2 separate regions of the Homo sapiens genome follow, and region 1 is linked to region 2. The links are chromatin loops, found by intact Hi-C in ENCODE. Cell type or tissue: Calu3. All regions are shown on one strand. Each heading gives the region's core, and the rest is flanking DNA. Links, peaks and the distances in the headings are about the cores only.

Region 1 (8,542 bases), core at 341-8,340, 580 kb before region 2:
TGATTTTGTTTTGTCAGCAACCTCTTATTGAATCGACTGTTACTTATTTTTATTAACAACAGGTTAATGCTAATGGTTGTCATAGACTGGGCAACGCAGGTTCTGCATAATATAGATGGGTTCCTGTTTTAAAAGAGGCTACTGTTGTGTCCAACAACAAAGCTGTAAAATCATGGAACCAGACTACTCTTCAGAGAGTGACTAGTGCACTGCCAGCAGCTCGCCAGAGAGAGTCACAGAAGGTTGGCTCTGCAAGACAGCTTATATTTCAGAGCATGAAACCGAGGCCGGGAGGGAACACTTATCCCATGCCCCATACCTGGTTGAAGGCTGAATGAACCCTCAGTTAGTCACGGGCTACCCAGGTGGCCAGTATCCCTGCTGCACTACACAATAAGCAAAGACACAGCCATGGACATAGTGATGACATAGCCATAGCAATGATTAGAGAATCACTTCTTCTTGGGATCTTAAGAAGGCTCTGTCAGTTTCCAGTGGTACCATTTCCTTAATCCATGTTACATACTTTTTGGCCATGATTAACAGTGAGTGAGTGTACACTGTATGGCAATGCTGTGATAGTACCTTACATAGATTATCTCTCATTATGACATCCCTATTATACAGATGAGGAAACTGATGCTACCAGAGGCTAAATAACTTGCCAAACTTTCTAAGTTAATATGTAATAGGAGCCGGGCACAGTGGCTAATGCCTGTAATCCCAGCACTTTGGGAGGCTGAGGCAGGTGGATCACTTGAGGTCAGGAGTTCAAGACCAACCTAGCCAATATGGTGAGACCCCGTCTCTACTAAAAATACAAAAATTAGGCAGGCATGGTGGCATGCGCCTGTAGTCCCGGCTACTTGGGAGGCTGAGGTAGGAGAGTCACTTGAACCTAGGAAGCGGAGGTTGCAGTGAGCTGAGATCGTGCCATTGCACTCCAGCCTGGGCATAGTAGCAAGACTCTGTCTCAAAATATATATATTAGAAACTGTACTGTACAGCAAACCCTGTGACATGTAACAAACTCTCACATGTATCCCTAAACCTAAAAGTTGAAAAAAGAAAAAGAAAACAAGAAAAATAAATTGTACTTGAAAGCAGACCTGTCTAACCCAAACACCAGGCTCTTAACCATTATCTGTATTGTTAAAGACTCTCAGCAACAAATTATAGTCTACTCTGTATATTACTGTCCACCACTTCACACATTTCACCTGTTACCAACAGTCTCTCTGAGCTTTGCTTTTGTATATTTCACAGGTTTTTCCTATAGATAGCATTGTAATATTTCCATTTAACTCTATCCTTTGTAAAATGACATCACTGGTATGTTTCAAATAGATTTTTAGTCAGCGACAGCTAATGAGCAAAGGAGCAATGATTAGAGAATCAGTTCTTCTTAAGATCCCAAGATTTGTTCTAACTATTGTGGGGGTAATTCCAGGCTGCATTTCAAACAGTGTTGGCACAGAAATTCTTAAAGTGTAAGCCTTCTCTCCTTCCCTCTATGCTTTCTGGATTTCTCTAGGCATACTGGGAACCTGAACTCAAAGTCTTAACACAGAAACTTCTAAACTACTCACACCTACAGCCTGTAACTCTGACCCGTTCACAAAGGTTAAGTTTTTTATAAATACTATTTTAAAAAATTTTCTCTGAAAAAAAAAGGGGAATTTATGGAGTTTTAATACTTTAGCATGTGAGAAACTTAAGGGACCAGGGGGTCTTTTTTAGCTATGAGGCAGTAGGAGTTGAAATAATGTAAATTAGAACTATTTTAAGAGGTTGGTCAATCAAGTCAATGGAACCACAAGCTGGACCCTCTCCTTCTTGTGAGCACCAAGACTCCAAGGTCAGGCTGACCAGGAGGCCCCAGGATAGAAAGTTGGAAAGAGCCTGTGGGTGCGGCAGGTTCTGAGGCTCAATTCAAAAGGAGGTGGCCTCAGCCAGGGGAGAAGCACAGAGGCAGTACAGGTAGAAGTGGAAATGGGTAGATTACTGGTCAGAAATCTGCCTCTGTATCTGCCTTCACTTCCTACTGGCTGTGTGACCTTGGGCAAATCACTTAACCTTTCTAAGCTTTAGTCTTCTTATTGGTAAAGTGAGATGTTCTGAGTGGGTGGCTGGCCCACAGCCAAAGCATAATTAATGTGAGTCATTATTACGAGTAAGAAACAAGTCAGTGGAGACACTGAGGCCTGCACACAAAAGTCCAACAAATCACAAGGCAACAGGGAGAATGGGCTCAGTGTAGAGAGGCCAAGAGTCCTGGGCCAGCACCACTGGGAAGAGGAGAAGCCCCCTCTTTCTTCTTCTCCATGCCCTGGCCTTCTGCTATGGTACTTGCATTTTTTCAGGTTCTTACCTTCTTGCTGGGACCTCAGTGGTCTCTTAGCTTCCTGTGACCATCGCCACTCAGATTCATTCTCTTCAGTGCTGCCAGGCAATATTTCCTACAACGCAAACCTGACCAACTTTTCATTCTGCTGAAAACTCTTGGACAAGGGTTTTAGCAAGAGCTAGCCCAGACCCTTTGGCATGGCTCATAAACCTTCTGTAACTTGGCAGGTGCTTTCATTTTTGACTCACCTGTAGGCATGACACACGGGAGAGTCCTGAAAGCCAGAGAAAGGCCATTTTTACATTGGTGGGGGGCTGGGGGAGGGATAGCATTAGGAGAAATACCTAATGTAAATGATGAGTTGATGGGTGCAGCAAACCAACATGGCACATGTATACCTATGTAACAAACCTGCACATTGTGCACATGTACCCTAGAACTTAAAGTATATATAAAAAAAGTTGTCATGCAAAAAAAAAAAAAAAAAAAGGCCAACTTTACTTTGTGGCTCGCCAGCTGATAAGACACCTGCTTGGGGGCAGAGAAACTGCACTTACCTAAGCACTTACTTTTTACCCATTCTCACCCTTCATTGCACATTAGAATCACCTGGGGGTGTTTATAAACTACCCCCAATGCCCAGGCCACACCCCAGACCAATTATGTCAGAGCCTCTGGAGTGGGATGCAGGCATCCCTATTTTTAAGCTCCTCTGGTCATCCCGAGGTGCTGTCAAGCTGTGGATCACAGCTATACATACATTTTTGTCTTTCAAAGGAAAGAGTCTTATCACTTGTTTGAAGTCCGAAGACATCAGCCTCAAATCTGAATATCAACCACCTGCTAGTTATTGCTGACTTTGGGAGAAACATTGATCAATTTCAGAAAAAGGATGTCAGGGAAGTAAAAGTGCATGACCAATTCAGGAAGTGGGAGATCAGCCCAGTCTCCTGCAAAGCCCGTGGTTTTACAGAAACCCTCCTGAATGTCAGCGAGCATAAGCCGTCGTGGCATGGGCAGCTCTCGGTGAGCAGCCTGGCCTTGGTCCAGCTCGGCACAGAAGGACCAGCACAGGGAGGGAGGAAGTGACTCAGGGCTGCCCTCTCCCCGACAACAGGACAGGACTGTAACCTTTTGTGAAAGGACAGGTAAAAATAGCTGCAGCACTTTAGGAAGAACTCAGAATTTTTAGATTCTGAACCATCTGATTATATAACTGAGGGTAAGTGATCTGGGAAAGGGCAGGAAACTATTATTTATGGTCTTTTAGTGTCCTGGGTTCGGTGCTGTATGTAGGTCCCAGTTAATCTTCACAATGACCCTGTGAGGTTGTTGTTTTCCTCTCCTTTTCTGTAAATGAGGAGCCTGCAGGCACTGAGGGAGAGATGATGAACTCGAAATCACCCAGCTTGCAAATGATAGAGATGGGACCAACCCTGGTGCTGTCGTGTCCCACACCCCATTCTCTGGCTTGACTCTGGCTCAACCCCAACCATGACACATATAGGGTGGCATGAAGTTCTCCAGGAGCCAGGGCTGCCTGGCTGTATCCTGTATCCTAGTGTTCTTGCAAAGCTGCAGTGAGAGAAAAAGCAGGGCCAGGGGCAGGAATGTCTTAGCTGATGTGAATGGCTTGTATGCTGTTGGCCCCAAAAGTTTGCTGAAAGGTCTTTAGCAGCGGGATGATCTATCCCACCAGGGGTCCAGGAATTTTCATATGGGAATGCTACTTATGGTAGATCTGTGAGGGGGGGAGTAGAACCTAGAAAACAACTTAGAAGACTTTACAGACACTCAGAATGTGGACTTTATATACCTTTCACAAAAAGGTACCAGGGCTCCTTAGAAAAGTAGCCATTTCCAGGTCTGGGGCAGGAAATGCATAAATTGAGACAGAAAGAAAAGAAGCAGTCAAAGATTAGATTCCTGGGGTCATGTTGAAAGGACACATGCATCAACTTGAAATGATACTCACTGGCTAGAGATGGATAATTTGGATAAAAAAGAATAATGGCTGAAATGGATTGAAAATGTCAAGCATATAAAAATCCAAGAGTTTATAATAATACACCATACCACCCTCTCACAAAAACCGCAACACGCAACTCAGTGGTTAACTACCTTTGGGAGTTGCTTGGGCACCAAGTCATTATTCTGAAGACTGATGAATAGAGGAAAGGAATAAAACATCCATCCTGTTTCTTCTGTATTCATTTTTTTTTTCAGAGAAACCAAGTAGCTCATGAAGAAAAGTTTTCATTTATAGAAAAATCACAATTGGCCGGGCGCGGTGGCTCATGCCTGTAATCCCAGCACTTTGGGAGGCCAAGGTGGGCAGATCACCTCTAAGGTCAGGAGTTCGAGACTAGCCTGACCCAACATGGAGAAGCACTGCCTCTACTAAAAATACAAAAGTAGCCAGGTGTGGTGGTGCATGCCTGTAATCCCAGCTACTCGGGAGGCTGAGGCAGGAGAATTGCTTGAACCCCGGAGGTGGAGGTTGTGGTGAGCCCAGATAGTGCCATTGCACTCCAGCCTGGGCAACAAGAGCAAAACTCCGTCTCAAAAAGAAAAAAAAAAAAAATCACAATCGATAATGGAGGAGGAATGTTAGAATTAGAAAATCACCAATTTGCAACTCATTGAAATAATGGTATCAGGAATGATCATCAATGGCTATCAAAACCATGAAGTGAAGGTTGAGCGAGGCCTTGCTAACAGATGGGTATCCATGAACCCACTGGTCAACCTTAGCCTACTGGAAATGGAACAGTGGAACTGGCAGACATGATGTATCCCAGATGTCACAAAATACACAATACTAGCACCATCTAGATGGAATCTGAAGCTAATCAAGCCACCAGATCTTATATAACCCACAGGAAACAGAGGGTAGAGAAATGTGTGAAATGGTAGTGAGTCCTCTCCCTCCATGGCATAGAGGAATGAGGTAGCTAGGCTGAAGGCACATACCTCAGCCCCATTCTGTGACAATCCTATGCAGGCCCTGGGACCTTTACAAGACAAGCCAGTAAAAAACCAGCTAAACTTTAGTCATTGTTCACTATAATTCAATGTGAGAAAGATGATCAAGTTAGCGTGTAAGGCAGGTAGGACCTATCAGAGGATGAGACATCTAAGTTAGTTCTCTTGTTTGAGGACCCTAAATAATATTTTTAAAATAATAAAGAAGCACATACTGTCATCTATTTCAAATGTTTAGGTTTGACACCTTTCACACACACTCACACAATGACCATCTCTTGATGCCATTTGGAAATCATGTCCTTCATGAATTACATCACCCCACAACCTTGGCCCATGTTCCATTATGGACTGCTGGGCACACTGCAGATTTCCCAGCTGGAGAAATAATAAAGCCAGTTCCTGCCTCCTATTCTGTTTCTTTTCTATCCCACCCCAGAGTATAGCTATAGAGATAAGGAAGGCACACAGAAGTAATGATTCTCTTGCAGCAGTAATTGCCCTGACATTTGCTCACCTATCTGTACCCACTTTCTCTGCCTTCCCACCCAGGACCTCAGATTTCCTATCGATGCTCTTATCAAAACCATCCTACCACTTCATGCTAAACGACACCTCCTCTAACAAACCCAGAAACATTCTTCCAGAAATCCTTTTGCTACATCATTAATTTTTCTTCTCTTTGGGATCATTGACATTAGCATAAAATGTCTTATTATCTCTCTCACTAAAAATTCCTTTCCAAATACCTGTAGAGTACTATGTTCACTGTTTAGGTGATGGGTTCACTAGAATTCCAAACCCCAGCATTATGCAATATATCTGTGTAACAAACCTGCACATGGAACCCCTGAATCTTTAATAAAATAAAATAAGATAAAAAATAAAGTTAAAATGATAAAATAGATTCCAGCTGCATAAGGATTTAGAGAAGAAGAACAAGATGATTTTCAAACACAAGCATTTGTGGAGATTGAAATTTTTAAAAATAATTGTGTACCATGTTACCATATGCAGAATAAAACTTTCAAAATTAGTAGCGAACAATAAAGAAAGCTAATTTATGTTTTTAAAAATGTTTCCTTAAAAAAGAATAAAACTTTCAAAGTTAGTAACTAACAATAAAGAAAGCTAATTTATGTTTTAAAAAATATATTTTCCTTAAGAAAAACTAGAGCAGAGATAAATGAACTGGAAAATAGAAAAATAATACGAAAAATCAAAAAAATCAAAAAAAGTTGGTTATTTGAAAAGATCAACATAATTGACAAACCTTTAGCTACATGAATTAAGGAAAAAAGACCACTCAAATTTCTATAATTAGAAATGAAAGTGGGCACAGCTGCTGCACATCCCGGGGCTCCTGACCTCTCTGCGTTTGCAGCGTAGCCCAAGTCGGTCAGCACTGGAGGACCTCAGAAGCCATGTTGAAGCCCCATAGTGAAGCCAGGGCTGCCTTCATTCAGACCCAGCAGCTGCACGCAGCCATGGCTGACACATTCTTGGAGCACATGTGCTGCCTGGACACTGACTCGCCACCCATCACAGCCTGGAGCACTGGCATCATCTGTACTATGGGCCCAGCTTCTCCATTGCTAGAGATGCTGAAGAAAACGATTAAGTCTGGAATTAATGTGGCTCATCTGAACTCTCATGGAGCCCATGAGTACCATACAGAGACCATCAAGAACGTGCGCACAGCCACGGAAAGCTTTGCTTCTGACTCCATCCTCTACCAGCCCATTGCTGTGGCTCCAGACACTAAAGGACCTGAGATCCCAACTGGGCCCGTCAAGGGCAGCGGCACTGCAGAGGTGGAGCTGAAGAAGGGAGCCACTCTCAAGTTCACGCTGGATAATACCTACATGGAAAAGGGTAAGAGAACATCCTGTGGCGGGACTACAAGAACATCTGCAAGGTGGTGGAAGTGGGCTGCAAGATCTACGTGGATGATGGGCTAATTTCTCTCCAAGTGAAGCAGAAGGATGCTCACTTTCTGGTGACAGAGGTGGAAAATGGTGGCTCCTTGGGCAGCAAGAAGAGTGTGAACCTTCCTGGGGCTGCCGTGGACCTGTCTGCCATGTTGGAGAAGGACATCCAGGACCTGAAGTTTGGGGGCGAGCAAGATGTCGATATGATGTTTTCATCATTCATCTGCAAGACATCTGATGTCCATGAAGTTAGGAAGGTCTTGGGAGAGAAAGGAAAGAACAGCAAGATAACCAGCAAAATTGAGAATCATGATGGGGGTTGGAGGTTTGATGAAATCCTGGAGGCCAGCGATGGGATTATGGTAGCTCGTGGTGATCCACCACAAGCCGTCGAGATGAGATTCCTGCAGGGAAGGTCTGCCTTGCTCAGAGGATGATGATTGGGTGGTGCAACCAAGCTGGGAAGCCTGTCATCTTGCCACTCAGATGCTAGAGGATGTGATCAAGAAGCTCCACCCCACTTGGGCTGAGGGCAGTGGTGTGGCCAATGCAGTTCTGGTGGAAGCTGACTGCATCATGCTGTCTGGAGAAACAGCCAAAGGGAACTATCCTCTGGAGGCTGTGCACATGCAGCACCTGATTGCCTGTGAGGCAGAGGCCACCATCTACCACTTGCAATTATTTGAGGAGTTCTGCCACCTGGCACCCATTACCAGTGACCCCGCAGAAGCTACTGCCATGGGCACTGTGGAGGCCTCCTTCAAGTGCTGCAGTGGGGCCATAATCGTCCTCACCAAGTCTGCAGGTGTGCCCACCAGGTGGCCAGATACTGCCCACGTGCCCCCATGATTGTTGTGACATGGCATCCCCAGGCAGCTCGCCAGGCCCACCTGTACCGTGGTATCTTCCCTGTGCTGTGTAAGGACCCCATCCAGGAGCCCTAGGCTGAGGATGTGGACCTCCGAGTGAACTTGGCCATGAATGTTGGTAAGGCCTGAGGCTTCTTCAAGAAGGATGATGTGGTCATTGTGCTGACCTGGTGACACCCTGGCCCTGGCTTCTCCACCACCCTGTGTGTTATTCCTGTGCTGTGATGGACTCCAGAGCTCTTCCTCCAGCCCCTGTCCCACCCCCTTCCCCCAATGCATCCATTAGGCCAGCAATGCTTATAGAGCTCACTCTGGGCTGTAGTGTGGCACTGGTGGGCTGGAACACCAGGGAAGAAGATTTATGCCTCGCTGAAACGTGGCTGTTTTTAGAGCCTGCTGTGGCGGGAGAG
Region 2 (8,542 bases), core at 318-8,317:
CTGATCTTTTTACTGTCTTCCTAGTTTTGCCTTTTCCAGAATGTCATACAATTGGAATCATACAGTGTGCATGAAGAAGCCTTTTCAGATTTGCCTCTTTCACTTGGTAATACACATTTAAGCTTCCTCCATATGTTTTCATTACTTGATAGCTCATTTCTTCTTCAGAGCTGAGTAATATTCCATTGTACGGGCGTACCACAGCTTTTTCATCCATTCACTCCCTGCAGGACATCTTGATTGCTTCCAAGCTTTGGCAATTATGAGTGAAACTGCTGTACACATCTGTGTGCCATTTTCTCTATGGACATGAGTTTTCACCTCCTTTGGGTAAATGTCAAGGAGTGTGAATGATGGCTCCTGTGGTAAGAGTATGTTTGGTTTTGTAAGAACTGCCCATTGTCTTCCAAAGTGGGTGACGGCCTTTCTCCCAATGGAACCAGCTGCTTCCCCTCAGCCCGCCTGCAGTTCTTCTTGCAGACTCTTAGGAGGAGTCCATTACCTCCTCCATCCTGGCCACTGGACAAGGTCTTAAAGTGCCTTCAGGCTGACTTTCCCCCCTACATGGACCACATCTGGCCCACGGAGCACCCCATAAATTCCTCAGGGAGTACAGTTACTTCCTTGATGCAATAGCACCTCCCCTGCGCTGCACCTTGCCAGCTGGTGCCTCCTCCCCTGTTCTTGCCTAGTAACTATGGATTGAATACAAAACATGGTGTGGCAAGGAATATGTTCCCTTCCTCCAGAAAGGCTTTCTTTGCTTGTGGCAGAAGACAGACTGCATGCAGGCCATCTGCACACGTCCCAGCAGAAACCGAGCCCATCAGAGCCTGTGTTGCTCTTGTCTGAAGGCCGCTCACCTGCTGGCCCTTACTCTTGCCACTTGGTCTCCTGGGTCTCAGCTGACAACCTGAGCTACTTACAGGGCGCCTGCTCCTTTGTGCCTGAACTGACAGTTACGTCCACCCAGCACCACCAGCGTGCCAGCATCTTGGCTTAGCTCTCCAGCCTCTTAGCAGCTGCTTCTGTTTGGTTTCTGGGCATTGCATTGTTCACACGCACAGCTTAGACATCAGGAAATGGTTTGAAGAGAAATCGCACGAAGACACAATTTTCCCTGGTTCCCTTTTCTCTGTGTTCATGGCCCATCAAGTCCTGACAACTTTGTATCCTGAATTCCAATTTTTTTGACTGTGGCAAGCTATGAGCTGCCACTTTCTGTTTGGGTTTCACACCCCATGACAGGACCTGAATCAGCGAATGCTCCCGGGGGACAAAAACAGCTGCAAAGAAAGAACTGACTTCAATGCACTTGTCTCCTTTCGAACATCTTGGCCCTTGGATTCCAGCAACCTTGGCTGCTCTTTGATGTTCTCAGACTACTCTATTACATTTTATTTGGTTTGGTTTTCACAGTTCTTCAGCAGGAGGGTTATTCTGGTACAAAATACTCCCTCACAGCCAGAAATGGAAATCCCCTTTAAGTTTTTTGAGGTTTTGTTTTTGTTTTTGTTTTTTTCAAAAAATGTACTAGGTGGCATTTTTCTTATATAATGAACATGTTTTCTCTTCGCTTTAAATGTGAAAGATAATTTGACATAGAACAAAAATGTTTGGTTCACAAACACTTTATCCTCAAAATTCTGTAGATGTGGTTCCATATTCTTTTTTTTTTCCCCCCCGGAGACAGAGTTTTGCTCTTGTTGCCCAGGCTGGAGTGCAATGGCGCCATCTCAGCTCACAGCAACCTGTGCCTTTCAGGTTCAAGCAATTCTCCTGCCTCAGCCTCGCAAGTAGCTAGGATTACAGGCATACACCAGCTAATTTTGTATTTTTATTTTTAGTAGAGACGGGGTTTCACCATGTTGGCCAGGCTGGTCTCGAACTCCTGACCTCAGGTGATCCTCCCAAAGTGCTGGGATTACAGGCATGAGCCACTGAGCCCAGCCAGCCATATTCTTTTTGCACTCGATGATTCAGAGGATAACTCCAATGTGGGCCCTACCTTTGTTCCTTTGTGAAAATTAAATTAAATTAATTGGACATTAATTAAATTAACGTTTCAAACAATACACTAAAAAGACTGAGATCATATACAAAACAATGTCTGCACGGATGTTCTGCAGAGGTGGCTGAGAAGGGATCCCACAGCTCCCAAGCCCTTGCCACAACCAGAGGGCAGGGGCCAGTGGGCAGCTGGGTGCAGGGATTATTTGTGAGGAGGGGTTTGGGAGGTGGTTTTAGAGTGTTTCTTCCAAGCCCTCCCTGGCTCTTCCACAAGTGTTGGGGTGAAGTGGTGCAGAGGGAGACATTGTGTCATGGAGCCCTGGGAAGCACTGAGATTAAGAAACCTCTCTCAGGAGGCTGAGATGGGCAGATCACGAGGTCAGGAGTTCGAGACCAGCCTGACCAACATGGTGAAACCCCGTCTCTACTAAAAATACAAAAATTAGCCAGGCGTGGTGGTGGGCACCTGTAATCCCAGCTACTCAGGAGGCAGGGGCAGAAGAATTGCTTGAACCCAGGAGGCGGAGGGGCAGAGGTTGCAGTGAGCCCAGATCGCACCATTGCACTCCAGCCTGGGTGACAGAGTGAGACTGTCTCAAAAAAAAAAAAAGAAGAAACCTCTCTCATTTAGCCTTCTATCTAACGATGTTTCTATACTGACCATGTTTAGAAATTAGCAAATAGCATATGGTCTCAACTAAATTAAACACCCACAGGAAAAAAATAGTTTAAGGAAACATACCAAAAGGATTATTATGTATTTAGAATCCGGGTAATATTTAATTTTTGTTTTCATATATTTCCTTATTTTCCAAAAATTGAGAAGAACATCTACTAGTTTCATAATGAAAAATCATATTTTCTAAATGCCTAAACACACAATGTTTAACATAACACTACGTACGCCGTACATGTATAACATACAATTAGGTAAAAATTATCCACATGGAAAACACCTGGATAGAACTCCCCTCCCTCCACACACACACACAAAAATCCCAGTGTTTTCCTCTGCATAGCGATTTCTCTATACATATCTGTAAATTTTCAAATTTTTATGTAATGGAGGAGGGAAGGGGAAACTTTAAAACACCAGTCCCAGAAATATGGCCCACCTGTGTGTGGGTGGTTAAGGAGCACACCTGGAACATTCACACCAGGTTCCCCTGGGAGCCCAGTGTCCTCCCCCACTCCAAAACCACGCCCGGCTACTTCTTGTATTTTTAGTAGAGATGAGGTCTCACCACCTTGGCCAGGCTGGTCTCCAGCTCCTGAGCTCAAATGATCCACCCGCCTCAGCCTCCCAAAGTGTTGGGATTACAGGCGTGAGCCACCGCACCCGGCGGTTCGTTTCATTTTCCTTCACTACCTTTCCTCGCTCACTCCACTGGCTCGTTCTTGGAGCCCCGACTCCTCTACACTGGGTCCCACTACACTGGCCCTTGGTACATACATTCCCACACTGTCAATCAACTCTTTCACCCCCACTCTGCGAGTCCCATCTCCCCAGGAGCCCGCGAGCTCCTGGGACAAGGATGTGACCATCCCCAAGCTCCTTCTCCAGGCTGAGCTGGGGGTGGGGGGGCTTTCCACAAATAAGATTAAACTGAACAGGCGCCCTTCCTCCCTCAGCCTTTCCTGGCCCTCATCCTTGAATTCCCAGCCCCCAGCTTTGCTTGGGAAATCAAAAGACGCCAAAAGGCAAAAAAACAGCTCACTGGGGAGAAAAACCCGAGTCTCCCTCCCAGGTCAGTAATTAGTGCGGCCGGAGGAAGAGCAGCCCCTGGCACAGTCGGGTCCTTAACAGCTCCCGCCCCAGAAGCTGCCTTCGGATGAACAGCCGGGTGAATCGCCATGAAAAATTAATCAGCCTCCGCCTGTCCGCGGCCTAGATGGGCGCAAAGCAGATGACCTGGCAGGAACCAGCCGCAGTGAAGCCACCGCAACCGCAGCCGCAGCCGCGGAGGGGAGGCCGTGCACCCGCCCGCCGGGAGAGCCGCGCGCCTGAGCCGGGCGCACGTGGGAAGTGGGCCACGAGACTGGAGTCCACCGAGATGGAGGCCCCGGCACTCGGGCTCAGGCCTTTGTGCTTAGCACGTACTGTTGGAATCCAGCACGCCCTGCTCCGGCGGGCGCCTCCGATCCTGAAGCGCGCACCTGGGAACTCACGCACCGCCCAGCCGCGAGGGGCTTGGCCTGGCTGAAAGCCACATTATTCTCGAAAACAACCGTGGGAAGCACACGCTGAGCTCCCGGGGCCCCTAGAGTATGCAAAGAGGCCGGCCCTGCGAGACTAAATAAGTCTCTCCCCCTAGGACCTAGTCCCTTGCCACCGGCTCCCGCGGCCACCGCGCAGCCAGAGTGCACCGTCCCTAGGGCTTTGGCGGTGGCCAGAGCCAGCAAGTGCGGCGGCCTGGAGCTGGGGTGGTGAGGGCGGATGGCAGGTTGGAGAAATGCAGCCGAGCCGCAGGTTTCTAGAGGCCTCTACAGCCCCTGCCATCTGGGCACTGCACAGACAGACGCTGCGTGAGACCTGGAGCTCGCCACCTCCATGCGGCGCTGCCAGCCACTCCGCTGCGGGTGCAGGAGCGTTCCATGTCGGGGACTGAGGGACCAGCGCCGGCTCCCCAGTTTCTCTGCATTGTGAAGTCATTTTCTTAAACTCGGGCTTTAAATAACCACCGATGACTTGCCTACGGGCCACGCAGATGCTATACTCTGACCTCGCTGGGATGTGCAGAAGTATTCTACTGTTTTGCTTTTGAATCAAATTAGGGAGTTTAGAGAAGTTTTAGATTCAGGTCAGGCTTTCCCAGGACCTCCAGGCTGTGGACTGTGCTCGAGCTTAGGCCAACAGCGCCATCTGGTGGTTATGATCCGCATGTACCCGCCAATGCCTGCAGACCGGAGAGAGTGATGTAATGGTCCACAATTGTTCCTGAAGCCAGCTCTGCAGCAGGCCAGATGTTATGGGTGTTTTATACCCCAGTTTTTCGTGTAAGTCACTGAGCGAGGGGGTTTCTTCATAGGACGAATGCTATATGCTGTAATGGAAATTCCCCTTTTTGCAATCTATTCTAGAGAGGGTGGATTTGAAGCTAGGGAGACATAGGACATAAAAAATCCAATCTCTTTGACTCCCAGCCTGACTACCTGACTTTACCAGGTCCCACCAAGACAGGATGTGAATGCATGCCTCTTGATTCCAAGAGGATGTGGAACTGTTTTACATTCCTATGCTGTCATGGCCTCCACCAGCTCATGCATTCCTTCAGGACTGAAAGCAGACTCCACACTGCCTGAAAAATTCCCGGGACACTGATCCTCACCAGAGTTGCCCCTCTGTCCCTCAGACGTCCTTTTATTCCCTTACTACCGCAGCCTGTGGCTGGCCTCCCGCCAGGGCGCTCCAGCACCTCGGACCCCTCAGCTGTCTCTCTACTCTTTGCCTCTTACCTTGACTTGCCCAGCACCCTGCAGTTGCTTTTCTGTCTTTACCCCATCTGGCCAAGACTAACTAGAGAATGTCACCAAACTATGCCAATTGGACCAGCTGCAAATTTAGGCTGTGGGACTTCAGATGAGCCCTCACTGCAACTCAGTTTTCAGCATTTGTTGATTCCTGCATTGCAGATATTCCAAATGTTTCCTTCCAATTTTTAGCTCTTGCCCTTACAGTATCTCACAATTTGAGAAACAACTTCTACTTTACAGAGTTGAAGTTGGCCTCATGTGAGTTTCCTCAATGTTGCCTCTTTTGCCCTTAAAATGTTTGTATCACCTTATTTTTTCATTCTACGTTACTTCAACAGGGAAAAATCCTTTGTCTTTCCAAACCAAATGCATCTGCTTTTATCTCTAACATAAAATATGAAGCCCAAACAAAGCAGGAAAAAAAAACTCAAAATAGAAGCAAAAGGAAACTTCAAGAAACTATCATTAACATTCTCAGAAGAATGAATAAAAAATATTGCACACATGAAAAAAGGATGCCACAAGAAAAGGAATATTCAGGAGGTGGAAAAATCCTATTAGAAATTAAAAAATATGATAGCAACAATGAAAGTTTCAAGAGAAGAGTTAGAATAGAAATTTAGTGAAGCCTTCCAGAAAGTACAATAAAAAGGCAAAAGGGCAATTTTTAGAAAGAAGGAAAACTACAACATTAGCCCAAGAGGCCAAGTCAGCTACGTAATTTGAGAGACTCAGTGAAAAATGATGATGTGGAGTTCTCTAAGAATTTTGGCTGGGCGTGGTGGCTCACACCTGTAATTCCAGCACTTTGGGAGGCCGAGGCGGATGGATCACAAGGTCAAGAGATCGAGACCATCCTGGCCAACATGATGAAACACCGTCTCTATTAAAAATACAAAAAATGAGCTGGGCGTGGTAGGATGCGCCTGTAGTCCCAGCTACTCCAGAGGCTGAGGCAGGCGATTCACTTGAACCCAGGAGGCAGAGGTTGCAGTGAGCTGAGATCGCACCACTGCACTCCAGTCTGGTGACAGAGGGAGACTCTATCTTGAAGAAGCTGGGGTCAGTGCAATGCACCTGTAATTCCAGCTACTTGGGAGACTGGCTTGAGGCGGGAGGATGGCTTAAGTCCAGGAGTTCAAGACCAGCCTGGGCAACATAGTGAGACCCTGTCTCTAAAAAAAAAAAAAAAAAAAAAAAAAATTAGCCGGGCATGGTGGCTCATGTCTGTAGTCTCAGCTACTGGGAAGGATTGTTTGAGCCCACGAGTTAAGGCTGCAGTGAACCTTTTCTAGTTCTTTATTAATTTTTTTTAGAAACAGGGTCTCACTCTGTTCAATTCTAGCTCATTGCAGCCTTGAACTCCTGGACTTCAACGATCCTACCACCTCAGCCTCCTGAATAACTGAGACTACAGGGACGTGTCACCACGCCCAGATAATTTTTTTAATTTTTATCTTGTAGAGAAAATGTCTCACTGTGTTGCCCAGCCTGGTCTCAAAACAATCCTCCTGCCTCAGCCTCCCAAAGTGCTGGCCTGAGCCACTGTGCCCAGCCCCTTCTCTAGTTCTAACTAGTGACCTTCTCTAGTGAGTCTCAGCCAGATGAGGTATAAGACATCATGTCACTGCACTCCAGCCTAGATGACAGAGCAAGACCCCGTAAAAAGTCTTTAAAAATTTCAGGGTGGCAACAGGAGAGCATTAAACCCAGCGGGGGGTTGCTGCAGTGGGCACAGTCCTTCGGTCCCTGCTTTATACCTTGTGATTCAGGGTTCTCAGCAACCCATGCCATGAGGAATCCTCCTCATCAGAGTTAAAGCCATAGGTCACACACTGCCTTGCAGGCTGTTTTAAAGTGGGTGGAAGGCGAGGATGCCCTGTCAGCCCTGAGGATTTAAAGCCATGTTCTACAGAAGCCTTACCACATGTGACTGTTCAGACCTAGATCTGGCTCATTTGATGCAGTTGTGCTGCCAGTGTAAACTACACATCAGATTTCACATAAAAAACAATGTCAAGTACGTCATTAATCATTGCATTATGTTGAATACATGTTGCAGTGATGTTTTGGATTTACTTGGTTAAATAACGTTTTATTAAAATTAAGTTTACCAGTTTCTTTTTGCTTTTTAAAAATGTGGCTACTAGAACATTTTTAAAATGTGGCTCCCGTTGTATTGTGATCCAAGAATCCTGGTCTAAAAGAGATTTATTATGGAACCAGTCACCAACCTAGTGATTTGTAGGTTTTATTTCTTGCTCTTCCATGACAAGGTGTCAGGGCAGCAGGCCTGGCCATGGCTGGATTCATCCATTTCCAAAGAAGAAAGCAGACACCACTGTAGGTATTTCAAAGCGGAAGAGATTTCATATAGGAAATCTGGTTACCAAATTCTTATTAAAACTGGAAAAACAAGGAAAATGTGGTGTTTCCAGAAATCCTGAACTGCAGAAAGCTGCTACCTCTTTTACAGGATCCAGTGCTCAGGTGAGCCCATACAACCCGGTCCCTGCACTGTTGCTCGGCAGCTCCAAGGCTTTGCAGTCATGTGCTGGCAACCCAGGCAGGAGCCTATAGCTGCTGTTGTTAGTGAAGACACACTGGCACGGTCGCAGGAGCCAACAGTCACCTTCTATGCTGAGCGGGAGTCACTGACATTTGCTAAGAGAGGGCCTACCAGAAAAATAATGGTTTCTATCTTCTAGACTTTCTAATTGCTGGGAATTCCTCCAGGTGGCGGACCTAACCGGAACCCAGGTGGGAAGAGGGTTTGTTAAATGCAGTTTGCAATCTTCCAGCCCTGATGGTAAAAAGGAGAGGGTAGTAGGGCAAGCCACAAAAGCCTTCTAAAGAATCTCTCCTAAAAGATGAAATGGGTAAATGGAGCTGAATGTACTGAGAGGAAAGCATCTGGGAAAATGGGAATGAATTATTGATAATGATACAAACTAAGAGAGCAATAAAAATGGAAAAAAGTCAATTATAAACTCTGGGAAAACAAAAGTCTTACAAATAAGGAAACAATCACAGTACACCACTTGGTTGTGTTGTGAAC

Evidence for each region. A loop is a pair of places that touch in the nucleus more often than their neighbours do. Peaks named below come from ENCODE experiments on the same cell type or tissue, not always from the same donor. Only the 100,000 strongest peaks of a DNase experiment are listed, where the experiment ranks them.
Region 1: it touches region 2 in a loop (7-fold over the local background); 8 of 110 quality-filtered maps call a loop at or near these places.

Annotation. Positions count from the first base shown.
Region 1 is chr6:5,965,656-5,974,197 of GRCh38, forward strand. It overlaps the pseudogene PKMP5. Among named protein-coding and RNA genes, the nearest start is that of NRN1, 37 kb to the right of the region's middle. In Calu3, for the core only: no CTCF peak of the experiment used is centred there; a DNase peak (open chromatin) is centred at 3,406.
Region 2 is chr6:6,542,366-6,550,907 of GRCh38, forward strand. All of the region lies in intron 3 of LY86-AS1 (LY86 antisense RNA 1), which reads right to left. Among named protein-coding and RNA genes, the nearest start is that of LY86, 42 kb to the right of the region's middle. RefSeq lists enhancers at 4,638-4,697, 4,778-4,827, 4,918-4,967. In Calu3, for the core only: a CTCF peak has its summit at 4,901 (motif pointing left); DNase peaks (open chromatin) are centred at 4,506 and 4,866.